2 separate regions of the Mus musculus genome follow, and region 2 is linked to region 1. The links are chromatin loops, found by intact Hi-C in ENCODE. Cell type or tissue: gastrocnemius. All regions are shown on one strand. Each heading gives the region's core, and the rest is flanking DNA. Links, peaks and the distances in the headings are about the cores only.

Region 1 (7,874 bases), core at 1,819-5,818:
CATTTATTTCAACTATGAACGTAAACATCTATGTGTGTGTAACTATTTAAATGTGAGGATGCTGGAAGGTTACTTTGGAAATATATATTTTTGTGAGTGCTACATGGGCTTATGTATCTGGTAATATTTTCATGTGTATACTTTTCTACAAGTTTGGATGTGGTTATTTATAGCTACATGGTTAGTGTAAGTAGTAATAGTCTAAGAATGTTTTCTAAATGTTTATTTTAATTTATATGTAACTTATATGCCTACCTCCTGGGTGCCTGCCCGAAGAGGGTGTCAAAGCCCCTGGCACTGGAATTACAGATGGATGGGAGCCATTCTGTGGGTGCTGGGAATCAAACCTGGGTCTTCTGCAAGAATAGCAAGTGTTCTTAACCCCCGAGCCCTCTCCCCAGCACCCCTTTGACCTTTTAAGGTGAACTGGCAACACAATAATTGAAAATGTTGTTTGATCTTTGACTGAATAAGCTTCCAAACTGTTTATCCCCATCCTGTAAATTAAACAAAAATAGTATTTAAACAATATTAGAATTAATGAGTTTTGTGTTAGATTCATATGTTTGATGATGATAAAGTTTTTCCTGGAGCTCTCACTATGTAAACCAGGAAGACCTTGAGTGTACAGAGCTCATGGCCTGACATCTGTTAGATTTTGGTAGAGAGTCAGGGTTTCTCTGTGTTGCCCTGGCTGTCCTGGGACTCACTCTGTAGACCAGTCCTTTGATATAAAAGCAAGAACATACACGATCTGTGGAGACAGACACAGCCTGGCTCATTTAGGGAAGCCTGCAAGCAATTCCGCACGCTGGAAGCTGCGGTTGTGCTGGGAGCATGGATGAAGACAGTTGAGCAAAAACCAACTCATTAGAGACCGAGAAGACTCCAGGAAAAGGGTGAGATAGGTTTTTCAGACTTTTGGAATTAATTTCACGAAGAGAACTTGTCAGTGAGGATGCGTTCATTGTCAAATGGCTCAGTTTGCCTTTGAATTGTCTCTCTGTAGGGCCGGAATTCTCCTATCTCACTTAAATGAGACGGCTGGTCAGTTAGAGAGAATTGCTCTGTTGGCAATAACACAACCTTATACATCTTGGTCAGGTGTCTTAGCTACACGGATTGATCACTGATAAGGAATGACACAGATGTCCAGCTAGTGAATAGCTGCACCATCAACATGAGATTGACTAAAAGTGCAATGTCCAGGCAAGCATGTTCCCGAGGTGGGGGGACAAAGGGGCATGTAACCAAGCAGAGGAAAGACCGGAAAGATTCATCCTAGTTGGGTTGTTGACCAGGGAGTATTTCAGGTCTCTCTTGTAACTGTACTGGTCATGGCAAGGATAAAGGTGTTTTAGTGAGATGCTGGGTCCCTTCCTGCAGGTGTCAGCTTACTGAGACAGTAGACTCTGAGAAACTGACTTTCCCCAGGAATCTCACCCAGGGAAAAAAATTCAAGGCTGAAGTCAGGTGCCTACCAGGGGAGGAACTCGTGCAGGGAGAGATGTCTTACAGTCTGACGATTTATTTGTTAGACCACCATGTAGAGAGACTGAAGCCCAGACCATGTGAGTGAGATCAAGACAGTTTAGTAATGTGTGTACCTCTTGTCTTCTGTTTAAAATGAATCCACATATCCCGCCCCCAAGGATGGGCTTGGGATGTGGATGTGGGCTGTTACCAGACCCTTTGGCTCCACCCCCTACTGGATTCTTCTCCTTTCTCTGCTTTCCACCATTACTGTCTCCTTAGCTGGCCTGCCATTGACAGGCCCACACTACCCCCTGCCCCAGACTCCAATAACTCCAGTAACACTGCTCCCCGAAAGCTCAGTTTCTGACTCTGACATGTGAGCTCACCGGGAGGTCGGGATACCAAAATCCATCCCCAGCCTTTGCTAGATGTTGTGGGCGGTGTTCTTGCTTAGAGGTGTAGCAGTAACAGGCCAGTGGGCCTGGCCGTCTGCCTTGGGAAAGTAGCTCAGTGTGGCAGCTGTTAGCAGGTTATCAGGTCACTGTGCTGATTGCTTGTCCCTTGAGATGTCGTCTAAAAAGACCGAGCCCTGGAGAGACCTGGGTGTGGCCAGCAATATTACCGCTGTATCGCCACCGTACTCATTTTATTCAATCCTTGCCTACACTGGCCAAATTTAGAGTTCCTGGGGCCTCAGAAGTTGGGTAGAAGTGGGAGATAAAAAAATGTGTCTTTTCTATGTTCAGAAAGTATCTTTACTTATTGATTTTGAGAGAGAGAGAGGGAGAGAGAGAAAGAGAGCGCAAACATATGTGGAGGTCAGAGGACAACCTCTGGGTGTTCTCTCTCAACACCACGAAGGTTCTGGGGAGCATCTTTATCCCTGAGCCACCTCACTGGCCCCTTTATTTTGCCTTTGCAAAGCTAAACCTTCCTCTTCCTCTTCCTCTTCCTCTTCCTCTTCTCTTCCTCCTCCTCCTCCTCTTCCTCCTCCTCCTCCTCTTCCTCCTCCTCCTCCTCTTCTTCTTCTTCTTCTTCTTCTTCTTCTTCATTTATTATATATATATATATATATATATATATATATATATATATATATGAGTACACTGTAGCTGTATAGATGGTTGTGAGCCTTCATGTGATTGTTGGGTATTGAATTCTTTTTTTTTTAGGATCTCTGTTCGCTCCGGTTAACCCCACTCAGTCTCTGCTCCCTCCAGCCCAAAGAGTTACTTATTATTATAAATAAGTACACTGTAGCTGTCTTGATGCACCAGGAGAGGGCATCAGATCCCATTACAGATGGTTGTGAGCCACCATGTGGTTGCTAGGAATTGAACTCAGGACCTCTGGAAGAGCAGTCAGTGCTCTTAACCACTGAGCCATCTCCCAGCCCCTAAACCTTCTTGAGAAGTTGAAGAGATTAATAATAAAAAGGCCATCGGGCACAGGCATCTTTTATATCATTTACAAGAGGCAGGTCCTTTCTGGCTCTGAGCTCATTACCTTTGCACTCTGTACTGCACGGAGTTTTAATAACTAAGCATAGTCAGTAATTGGAAAGGAAGCTACAGCCCCACCCTACTTGGGACACTGTGACTTGTGGAAGCTGTAACTGTCTGTAAAGTCAAGAGGGTGAGTCAGGAGGGGATGGAACTGTTGGAGAAAAGAGATGCTTCACCATCTCCCCGGGAGTTGATTTGGGTGAGAATGGCTGGGGTCTGGAATTGAGACGCATGTGGACAGAGCCTCTTCCCACTCTGCAGTTTTATGGCTCCCCGTCCCCCATCACATAGAAGAATTTGCTTCAAGTACTTTAAAATATTACACCAGGTTCCTTTTTAGTTACATAAATCAAACCTTTAAGAAACAAAGACAGGCAGGACTGTGTGTATAAAAAGCCCACGCTCTGAATCATTCCGTTTGGTTTGTGCCAAACGTATGAATAGCTCGAAGCTTGTCCGACAGGGAGGAGTTAATCCGGGGAAACTGTTAGTCTCAGGACGGACGTTTTAAAACCCCTTGAACTCCTTTGCCAAATTCTGAGACTTAAAATGCAAAGTCGAGGCTGACTATTTGGGACAGACTGGAAATGACTCTTCTACGGCCTCTCTCGATGCCTTCCTTGTTCTCGCTCCTCGTGAGGCTCTTCTCTAATGGAGGACTCAGAACTCTGGGGATCCCAGTCCGAAGGCTCATTACTCAGGTTTGATGTGATCATCCACGCTCGCATGCCGCACGTTTGCCCGGTAGCTTTCCTGTCTGCCGAACAGGAGCATGACTGGTAGAGGCAGTGACTAGAAGATTGTCTTTACCTTTCCTGAGAGTTCAGGCCTGGACTCCGGCGCTCCCATGCCCTATGCAGTCTCGGTTCTTTCTTCCAGAAGATGGCGATAGAACATCAGAAAATCCAAAGGAAGGTCTGTAGGCATGTTTGCCCCTCAAGGCCTCCCACTGGGGAGCCCCTGCCCAGGTTGGGCTACTCCGCAGGGACGCCCCCAGTAATTAGTCATCAGAAAGGGAGGTGGAAGATATTGAACTCAATCGTCCCCTCTTTTTCCCAATTAGCTTCTCACGGTTGACACTGGCCGGCTTGGCCTCTGGCTTCTGGGTGGTGCATTTTACTAACTTGATTGAAGATGATGCTGTTGAATCCAGAATTAAGACTTTTAATCTAAACCACAATGGCAACTATATGCTTCAGGGGATCGTAAGACACCACAAGGTCTTTTAGAGACTACTTGTACTTTCAGTATTTATTTCTTTATAGAAAAGGCCTGTAACTCATGGTACCCTTGTCTCTAACCCCTGAGTTACAGGGATTTGCTACCATAACCAGTATGTCTTTTTATTATTATTTGACTCATGGTGATTGTGAGTATTCCTGGGGTATATGGTGGTGCTGAGTGTGTGTGTGATGTGTGAATAAAGTGGGGTAAATGGTTTACCTTAGATTTTGGGGACATCCAAACCCTCTCTCTTGGATGTTTGCGAATGTTGCCTCAATCCTTGCTAGCCACAGCTCCTCTGTTATGACTGAGGTTGTGTTTCCTCGCCAACTACCCCTGGTGCTGTGTTCCTCTAGAGGCTAACTTCCAAAAACTCTTTGCACTTACTTTTCTGCACAGCAGTTTTCACCCAGCTGCTGGGTAGTTCCCCCCTCTTAGGGCAAATTCCAGTAAAAGAAACTAGAGGGCCTAGGCTCAGAAACAAAGTCACACAGCTTGATGGCTGAGGGGCATTTGAGATCTTGCTTGTTTACCTAACAATTGACTTCTAGTCTCTTAATCAGGGAGAGAGGAAGTCGCTGTTGGGGTCGCTGTTGGGGTCGTCACAGCTGCCTGTAGCTGTCTAGATTGACCCCATTAAAATGTCTGTTTACTATTGGTTTGTTTTTTATTGCTTTGAAGCTTTTATTATAATAAACCCCCCATGGTTTAGCAAGAACAATTCCAGGCAAAATTGGAATAGATATAAGAATGGAAAGTTGAGTATGAGAAGAAAAACCAGATATATCTAACACACACATTACACACACAAATACACACAAATACATACACATTACACACATACATCACACACGCATTATACACACATTACACACATATACACACACGCATTATACACACATTACACACATATACACACATTACACACCCAGTCGAACATACGCATACACACAAATATACACACACACACACACACACACACAAATGTATACATATACACAAATACACACACACACAAATACACACATTAACAAAAACACACATACACCACACACACAAACATACACAAAAACACACACAAGCATATACATACACACAAACATATACATACTCACAAACACACATACAAATATACACACAAACATACTATACACACACACAAATATAAATAAACACACACATGCATACATTATAGCATTTCACAGTTACAAGCATTCTATAATTGTAATAACTTGCTTCTAGGCCAGTTTGTTCCTAGGTTCTTTCTCTGAAATAAGGTGTGTGTATGTGTATTTGTGTGTGTGTGTGTGTGCATACATGTTGGGAGTCAGAAGATGCTAATCCTACTTGGTGAGAATAAGATCACTACCATAATTTTTTAAGTCAAAATTGAAGTGAGCATTATTAAATACTGGCCAGGTCCATACCTAGGATTTGTAGAGAATGGGTGCAAATTAAATGGGTCCAGTGTTTATAAAGGTAAAACCCACAAGGGCATGTCCTTCCTGCCTTCATCCAATGAGGGGCAAGCATACAACCTACTGCATTTCCTGCCTATGCACCTCCCACCTGTGTGTGATCAAGCAGTTCCTGTGCGGTTGGGGCAACCAACCTTGCTTACAGAAGTGAAAACACGGGGCTTGCTATCTTACATGGCCGACAGCCTCCAGCATTCCAGGAAGTTACCCATCCTTGGATCAATGTGGCTTAGAGATTAGAGGCATTTTTGTTTTATAGATCTCTTAAGCACAGTAATTAAATTTTAAGATATAACTTAGGTCCTCACGAGGACAACATGCAAGAGCCAGTTATAGAATTCCATTATATGGTTCCTAGTGTTGAATTTAGGCTCTCAGATTTTATGGGAAGCTCCCTGCTTTTAAATTCTGGAGTCAGGGTGTGACTTTGGGCAGCATATTTAAGCTCTCGAAACCTAAGTTTTCTCTCGAGAAACTGCACTGGCTGTTGGGTCTGCTGGGATATTCGGTACAGAATATGAGCAGTGCATTAGCCTTCTGTTTGTAATATTATTCCCAGGAAACACCCTTTTTCCAGACACCTTGTGAGGGCTAAAGTTATGTTTTAAGTTATAATTACTGTGCTTAAGAGACCTATAAAACAAAAATGCCCCCAAACTCTAAACCCCATTTACCCAAGGATAGATAACTCCGGGGAATGCGGGCGGTGGGGGTGGGGGCTCTTGGTCAGGTAAGGTAACAAGCCAAGTGTTTTCACTTCTGTAAACAAGATTGCTTGCCCCAACTTCACAGCAAGTCCTTGATCACACACAGGCGGGAGGTACGTAAAACACTGTGGTAGTGATCCTATTTTGGCCTGGTGGGATTAGCAAGTGTTCTGTTTCTAGAATTTACCACGTTTTCAAGTCTCTACTGGAACATGTTGATTGACTCACCAGATGGCAAAGGGGCTTTGGGTGATCGGCCCGGCCCGTTCTACCTTGCTGAAGAAGGGTGCTGAGATCAGCCACGGGTGTGCGTACCTCCAGGCACTTGGACTTCCTTCAGAGAAGCCTGTGGCAGGCCATGGCTTGATTAGAGAGTTTCTACCAGCTCCCAAAGAAGCCCAGGACAAATGTCTAACCATCTAAACGTCTGTGGTGCCTAATAGTACACCTAAGGGTTTGCTTGGTCTCTAAGCTCACTCAATACCTGTGACTTTCACCCCTGCCCACTCTCCAGCCTAAAGCTCTGCAGCCCAGAGGTTTCCCTTCTCTTCTCGCAGCTTCCGTTCCTAATTAACTAGCCATTTCAGCCATGTGCACTCTTGGTGTTCTCTCTCTCTCTCTCTCTCTCTCTCTCTCTCTCTCTCTCTCTCTCTCTCTCTCTGGGTCCTTGTCCTCTTTTGCCTTGGCTCTCTTAGTCCCCTCTCTTTGCTCCTTCTCTTCTTTCCTCTCTCGCTCTTCCCTCCTCTCTCTCCTCTCATGGACTGTTGTTGGGCTGTGTGTTGGTCATATTTCGTGTACTTCTTTTTCTCCCTGTTTGGACTCCGCGTGTACTCTCTGGCTTCTGGCTGCTTTCTCCCTCACATCTACAAAACCCCTTCTCCTCCACCGTGCCTAGGATCAGCCATGCCCTCATTTTCGTTGTGTCCAAACCCTTCACATCTAGATGCTGGGTGCACAGTGCGGTACAAAATAGTCACTGGCTTTTCATTGAACCTGTTCAAAAGTTGGAATTCACACGTCACAAATTGTCACGCAGAGAAAAGTGTATACAAAATGAGTAAGTACCATAAGGGAAGTGCCATGGCCTGCGCAGCAAAAGCTACAACTTTGAGTTTCTGGAGAAGAGCAGCGGTACGCATGCGCAGAAAGACACAGGTGCTCTGGGTTTCTTTTAGTGGGGAGGAGAAAGGGGGAGGGGAAAGAACAACTTCATTTCACAGTTTGGTGTATCTCAAGGGCAGAGCGGACTTACTGGGTGTATCCAGCCTTCTCTAGAGCTTTAGAGGTCACAGAGGCTCAGAGCTACCAAGTGAACGCCACTTCCCTCAAAGCTCACCGGAAGGCGATTTCCTGTGGCTATCAGACTGTCCAAACAGATTCTGCAGAGACAGGTGAATGCGGGGGGGGGGGGGGGGGGGAGGCCTGACCTTAGTGGAAGCTTTACTGACCCTCAAGCACCACGACCGAAAGTGTTATGAAAAAGA
Region 2 (6,773 bases), core at 1,241-5,240, 68 kb after region 1:
AATTTGCTGTGGTCACTCCCACCAGCACACTGCAATCTCAGCATTCCTTGCTGGCATTGCTGTTTCTTCACCACACTCACCTCAGTGAGCTCTGCACGGAACTGTGTGTTTGCAGCCTGTGAGTTCTTAGTAGTCAAGTTTTTCTCTGCTGTGCTTTAAGCTGGGGAACTACATCTGTCATAGAGTAAGTCCTCACTCAGGATTGGTATCTGCTGCGACACAGTGAAGTTGGTACAATGCTTGCCTAGTGTGTATAAAGCCAGGTTTGATGGCCCAGCATTCTATACATTGGGCATGGTGGTGCACACCTGTAATCCCAGCACTGTGGAAGTTAGGCAGGAGGATAAGAAGTTCAAGACTGTCCTCAAGGTGCATAGCGAGTTCAAGGCCAACCTGGGGTATCTGAAATCCTGCGGAATGGATGCATACATTTAACTTCTGTAGCTGATCTTTACTTTGCTATTTAGCTATTGGTGCAGGAAGTCAGAGTTTGCCTCCTCTGAGAATAAGGAGGTCTCACAATGCATACATAATGTAATGCTTTGCATTTGTTTTCTAGGAAATTTCCTCAGTGAGCACTATTAAGGAAAGCTGTCTCTCAGCACTGCAAAAGGATACTTACTGGGAAAACCAATTAGCTTCAACTGAAAAACAGGACATAAGACTCCAAGGAAATTGAAAACCAAAGAACAGAAGTTCTATATTAGCAGGAGTTACTTCAGGAGACAGCTTGCTGTCTACAGAAACACGTCGCAGAGGGAACTCTTGTGGTAAAGTTCCTCTTCTCAAGATGGGGTTCAGTATTGCAGCTCAGGGACCTTAGTCTTGTCCATGCCTGTCCTCAGGTCTGGAGGAGTCTGACTCATGTGGTCAAGTTAAGCAGAGATGGAAGAACATTCTAGAATAGGAATAATAAAGTACAGTCTGAGAAATGATTCAGTTACAGAGATCAGGACTCCCTTCCACCTGTCCAGGACAGCATCTTCTCTCCCTGTTGGTATATGGGTGTGGGACACAGATGACATCGAGAGTTTTGTAGCTGAACGTAGAATATGGTCATGTGAATACTTAACTACTTCCTGTTAGACCAGTCTCTCACTGAGGGGAGAGACTGGATCCTTTTCTCCACAAGATCAATTGGCAGTTGGTCATCCCAACCATTTGCTTAGTGTGTGACATATATGTCACATGTATGTATGTGTAAATGTAACTTTTATTCACCTGATATAATTGTCATCTCTGAGGCTTACTGCTTCTGTCTGTAAAACTTGGCCTCTGTACAATCTAATCTAGGCCTAGAATGTTCTCAGTCTTTGAGACTTGCTGCTGAGTAAGCTCACCCTTTCTAGCTCTTTCTGAACTCTGGTTGGCTGGTTCAACTCAGCTGTTCTAGCTCAAAACTCTTCTCCACAGTAACTGATTCAATCTGGCTTATCTTGCTTTTTCTGAATTGCTCTGCTTAATCTCAAACTAACTCTGACAATCTGTTCTAATCTTTTGGCACCTTTTCATTCTCTAACTCGTTCTGTCTTTATCTGTGTCTAGCTTGTTTTCTCTTCCAACCATCTCTATAAAACTCTCCCTGTAAAACAGCCCTCTCCCTCTTCCTGCCCTACCTCTTAAGTCACCTCCCTTTCCTCTCTCTTCTCATGAGAGTTGGGCATATACTATTCTGTCAAATCTTTCTCTGATTCATCACTTTGTCTGCTACTCATCACTTCAAACATGGGTGTTTTCTTCTACTAACTAATTTTACCTTCATTGTTTGGGATTAAAGACGTGTACTAAGGCTGAACCACACCATAAACAGAAATAGGGTTTTTTTTTTTCCTAGTAAATAACACACTCTTAGGGTTCACAATGTGATCGAATATTCTGCAACATACGTGTATGTCTACATATGTATTTATGTATATGGGAGCCAAAAGGCAATGTTAGGTTTTGTCTTAGTCAAGTTTCTATTGCTGCAACAAAACACCATGAGCAAAATGTAAGTTGGGGAGAAATGGTTTATTCAGCTTACCCTTCCACATTGCTGTTGATCACTGAAGGAAGTCAGGACAGGAACTCACACCGGGAAGGGACCTAGAAGCAGGAGCTGATGCAGAGGCCATGAAGTGGTGCTGCTTACCAGCTTGCTTCCCATGGTTTGTTCAGCCTGCTTTTTTTATAGAACTCAGAACTCCCAGCCCAGGGATGGGACCACCCACAATAGGCTGATCCCTCTCCCATCAGTCACTAATTGATAACATGCCTTATAGCTTGATCTCATGGACCCATTTCCTCAGCCGAGGCTCCTCCTCCTCTGATGACTCTAGCTTGCATCAAGTTGACATACAAAACCAGCCAGTACAACTATCTTACTTGATTCTTCTCCCCTTATCCTATGCAGCAGGGCCTCTCACTGAACCTTTAACTCATTGATTTGTCTAGAATGGCAAACAGCAAGCCCCAGGATCCTCATTAGTGCTAGGAGTATGGGAGTACCTCACCATCCCTGGCTTTTTATGTGGGGGCTGGAGATCCAAACTTGGGTTCTCTTGCTTGAATAGCAAGTGCCTTGTTAGCAGCACCAACTTCCCAGCTTCCAGAGCCATTCTTTTTATTCTGGTCTGCCAGTCAGTTATTGGCAGCAGCACAGAGCTGGGTTCTGCTCTGGTTCTGAGCTGCTCTGCCCTTTTAGGTAAATAAGAGCCCATCTTTAAGCCCACTGCTGACCTGTTGATTTAGGAGCAGCCTTGCAATTTATCTTATCCACTGGCATCTCCCTCACGGCTTCCAAGACCTTCTGTGGTTTCTAATTAATTGCAATAAAGACGTTGTCACCTTTGCTTCTCTCCTGTGTCATCTCAATGGTTCTGGAAAAGAGCACGTCTTCCTTTAGGATTGTGTGTATGTGACTGCAGAGTGCATGATGCTATTAAGAGCTGTGCCCTTTCTGTACCTAATGCCTGGGCACAGGTTGCATGGAGCCAGGGTACTGAATGCCAAACACTTTCTTCAAGAGACATCTAGTGGGACTGATGACAAGAATTGTCACTCTGAATTCTGCATGCTCATGGCTAGCCGATTCAGTGCCAACAATGACCTCTAGTGTTCTGCAGAGAGCAGACCTCGTTAGTGGTGCTGACGTTCTCAAATGCCGGTTCTCATTTTCCATGCGTCAAACAGGGGTGAGCTGTCCCTCCCAGCCTGCCATGCCACACACATGGGATTTCTGCCTCTGTGCTTTAAAGTAAGGGTGGCTTCAATGGAGCCTTGAGGACCGTGAGCTGTGGCCCAGGACGCTGAATGTCACCGTCTAAGTACCCAGCACTGCGGCTGCTGTTAATTACCAGGGATGGCCCTGTTAGTTTTCTCTGTGTGATTCAGATGAAGCATCTGAGACATCGGGAGGTTAAATCATCACACGTAGGTAGCTCCAAGGTGGAGAGATGTGACCAACATTAACGTCACACCTCTAGTTCCAAATTGGAAGGGCCAAGTATACGCTAGCTCTGTTTTTCTTGCTCTCTTCCCGCCTTCTTCCTCCTTCCTTCTTCCCCTTCCTTTTTTTCTTCCTTCCTCATTCTCTCTACCTTGCTTCTCTCCTTTCTTTTATTTCTTCCAGGTTTCGGACATGCTTGTTTAACTATACCCCCCTGGCTGGCTGCTTCTCTATCAAGGTCTCTATAAGGAAACTTCGGGCGTGGGGCTGCACTAGTGAAGTGCTTTGCTTTACACATTAAAAACCAACACAAAGGCCAGGTGTGGCAGTGCGTACTTTGAGAGACCACATCTCGGGTTCAGACTCCATCTTAGACAACCTCACCTAAGGTTGAACTCGAGTTAACTAGCAGGCTGGTACCTAGCACCAGTTTCCAGGTTACACTGTGACTAGAACCAGATTCCAGGCTATTCCCCAACAAATTTGTACCTGCAGGTTACAAGCCTGCCCCTGACACGTCACTTCCTAACAACCTCCAATCAGGAGGAAAACAGAAGTTAAGTTTATGGTTTGGCTCCCAGCACCAGCCAATTATGTTAAAAGCCACAATAGACTGTGAGGTTGTCCTCTGGGGATACACAGACACACAGACACACAGACACACACACACACACACACACACACACACACACACACCACATACACACATGCACACACACACCATATACATATATACACCACACACACATATATACACCACATATACACATATACATACCACACACACACACACACACACACACCACACACACACACCACATACACACATGCACTCACACACCACACACACATATATACCATACACACACACACATATACACACCACACATACATATACATACTATATACACCTATACTCACAACATACACACTGCACACAAATATATACACACCACATACATACATACTATACACACACATACCACAGATACACACTGCCCCGTGCTTCCCTGTTTCTCCGAGTCTCCCATCTGTGTATAGCTCAAGCTCCATACGTCTGTATGCTACGGCATCGCTCATCTGTCTGTCTTTGTTCTAGAACCTTGGCTTGGCTCTGAACCTGGCAATGGGCGAGAAATCCTTCCCTCCCCTGTACAGTACATTCCTTTCTTTGTTCTCGCCGGCTAGCAGAGGTATCTGTTTTCCATCAGGAGCTCCACATCATTTGCCACCGGCGTGGATTTCCTCTTGTCAGGATTACACGTCTAATGGCATCTTGACAAAGCAGGGGGACGTGGTGTGTTTTGTCCTGGCATTGCTGAATGATCTCCAGCAAGAAATCAAAGCAGATATTTCACATGTCACCGCGGGTAATGGCTGTTCTTGGGGGGTCTCCAGTCCTGGAAATGGATGCCAACTTTTTTTTTTCTGAATGAAAATTGTTACTCATTTTTTTTTTATCTTTTCTGATCTTAAATTATTTTGTCTGAAGATTTCCAACTCTGCTGAGCGAGTGAGCCTGACACGCGGAGGTTAAGCGACTCATCCACGCCAAGTGGAGCCTTCAGAAGCCTTTTATCTGATTATCGTGTCTGCAGTGCTTGGCTTTGCCACCACAAGCAGGGGTTCACCCTTTGAGACTTTATGCTTTGTTTCTGTTTCAGCTTTGAACTAGGACCAGGAAGGGATTCCTCAGACTTTTCAGTAAAGATGTATGATTAGATTAGGCCATAAGTGGGAGGCGGTGGCAGGTGTGGCTGAAGGGATGGGCGTTCCACAGAGATCTTTCTTTGGCATATCGACAACTCTGTCTGCCCGGAGCTGTCAGTTGGGAAATTGCTCTCCTTTCTTAGGTGGGACTGCCAAGTTCCTCGACATTTTCCCGGACTACACCGTCACATTCAGTCCTCCCCACACAGTGTTCAGACCTCAGGCAACTCAGGTTCAAGCAGAGCCATCCAGGGGTCCTCTGGAGTCACCAATAAGGGACACAATGGATGACGTGTCTTTTAGCCATGCTTGATTGTTCTTTGGGCCACACAGCTACCTTCTTTGGGAGTTGTGGAAAGGATCATCTCAGCTGGGACTGCTGACTGTTTATACCCTCTTGTGGAGGGGTGGAGAGGGTCACACGATGCTTTCCAGGTGCTCCCTTTGGGGGTGGAGCACCCACACCCCTGTATGTAACCCCTGAACAATGTTCTTTGAATCAACACAGTAAACTCAAGGGATCCCATAGTGAATTTTGGTCGGCTACAGCCTCCATATCTATTGGGACCTTAGTATATATACGGCCCGTATATTGTATATTGGGTCCTCAGGAGGAGGAGGGTTAGATATTATTTACCTCTCCCTCCTCTGCCCCAAGGAAGGTGCTTTAGCAACATGTGATCAAGGAGTCACTTAAACCTGCAGCTCTGCCCCAGCCCACAGTGTGAGCTTTAGGAAGGACGGATGCTGTACCTGAAGGTGAGCAAAGGCCCATCAATCAAATCTCCATGACGTCATTAAACCTGCTGAATCCAGACACACCTCAGCTTGAGAAGCCTGGTCCTTCATGTTTTTTAGTTGAGAGCCAGTATATTCCTCTTTGCCTCAGAGTGTTTAAGTCCGGTTTTTATCACACTACACTGAAAGTGTCCAGAGCTAATACAACCACAAATGCAGCAATTTCTAGCCCCTCTGGGAAGACGCCTTTCTGCGTCTATTGGATCCCCAGACGTCTTCAGGTCAAATTAGCCCTCATGCCAAAGTGACAGGTTTTGGGGTGTCATGTTTTATGCGTCATTTCATCAAAAAGAGAGAACAGGGAGAAACGAGGCATGGGAGGGATGAGCTCAGCCTTTAAACCTTAAAACTTAGAACACTTGAACTGTTTGGACAAACAACAAAATTCAGTGAATAATAAGTTTAACAAGATGTGCTTTCTGGTTCCAAGAAGCTTGCAGCTCAAACCATAGGAGAGGACAGTGAAACCCTTTTAGTAGGAAAGGAGAAGATGGTCAGTAGATGGACGTGGGCTTCAGTTACTTTAAGGATAATAAGGATTCTTTAAGAGCATAGCCTGCTGCTCAAGGTCCCCAGCCATTCTGCACAGTCCCTCCCAGCTCCTATGACAACGGAAGAAAAACAGACATCGCACATACATAGAGCTGTCCCTGCTGGCAAGCTAGGTATGAGGGCACCTGGGAACACTCAAGGTGGTTTGGTGTGTCAGGAACCAGAGTTTTATATTTGGGAGTCATGATTTATTTTTTAAATATAAGCTGATTATTTTGAGAATGGTGGTTTTTGGTGATATAGTTTTGTTTTTGTTTTGTTTTTGTTTTCTTCTTTTTTTAAAAAA

Evidence for each region. A loop is a pair of places that touch in the nucleus more often than their neighbours do. Peaks named below come from ENCODE experiments on the same cell type or tissue, not always from the same donor. Only the 100,000 strongest peaks of a DNase experiment are listed, where the experiment ranks them.
Region 2: it touches region 1 in a loop (2.2-fold over the local background); 2 of 42 quality-filtered maps call a loop at or near these places.

Annotation. Positions count from the first base shown.
Region 1 is chr10:119,164,962-119,172,835 of GRCm38, reverse strand. No RefSeq gene overlaps it. Among named protein-coding and RNA genes, the nearest start is that of Gm34045, 28 kb to the right of the region's middle. In gastrocnemius, for the core only: a CTCF peak has its summit at 3,856 (motif pointing right); a DNase peak (open chromatin) is centred at 3,849.
Region 2 is chr10:119,097,006-119,103,778 of GRCm38, reverse strand. It overlaps 1700064J06Rik (RIKEN cDNA 1700064J06 gene), which reads right to left. Exons shown (of 4, transcript NR_045348.1): 4 at 672-898. Among named protein-coding and RNA genes, the nearest start is that of 1700064J06Rik, 7.5 kb to the right of the region's middle. In gastrocnemius, for the core only: a CTCF peak has its summit at 3,094 (motif pointing left); DNase peaks (open chromatin) are centred at 3,082, 4,713, 4,934 and 5,238; H3K27ac peaks cover 1,689 bases.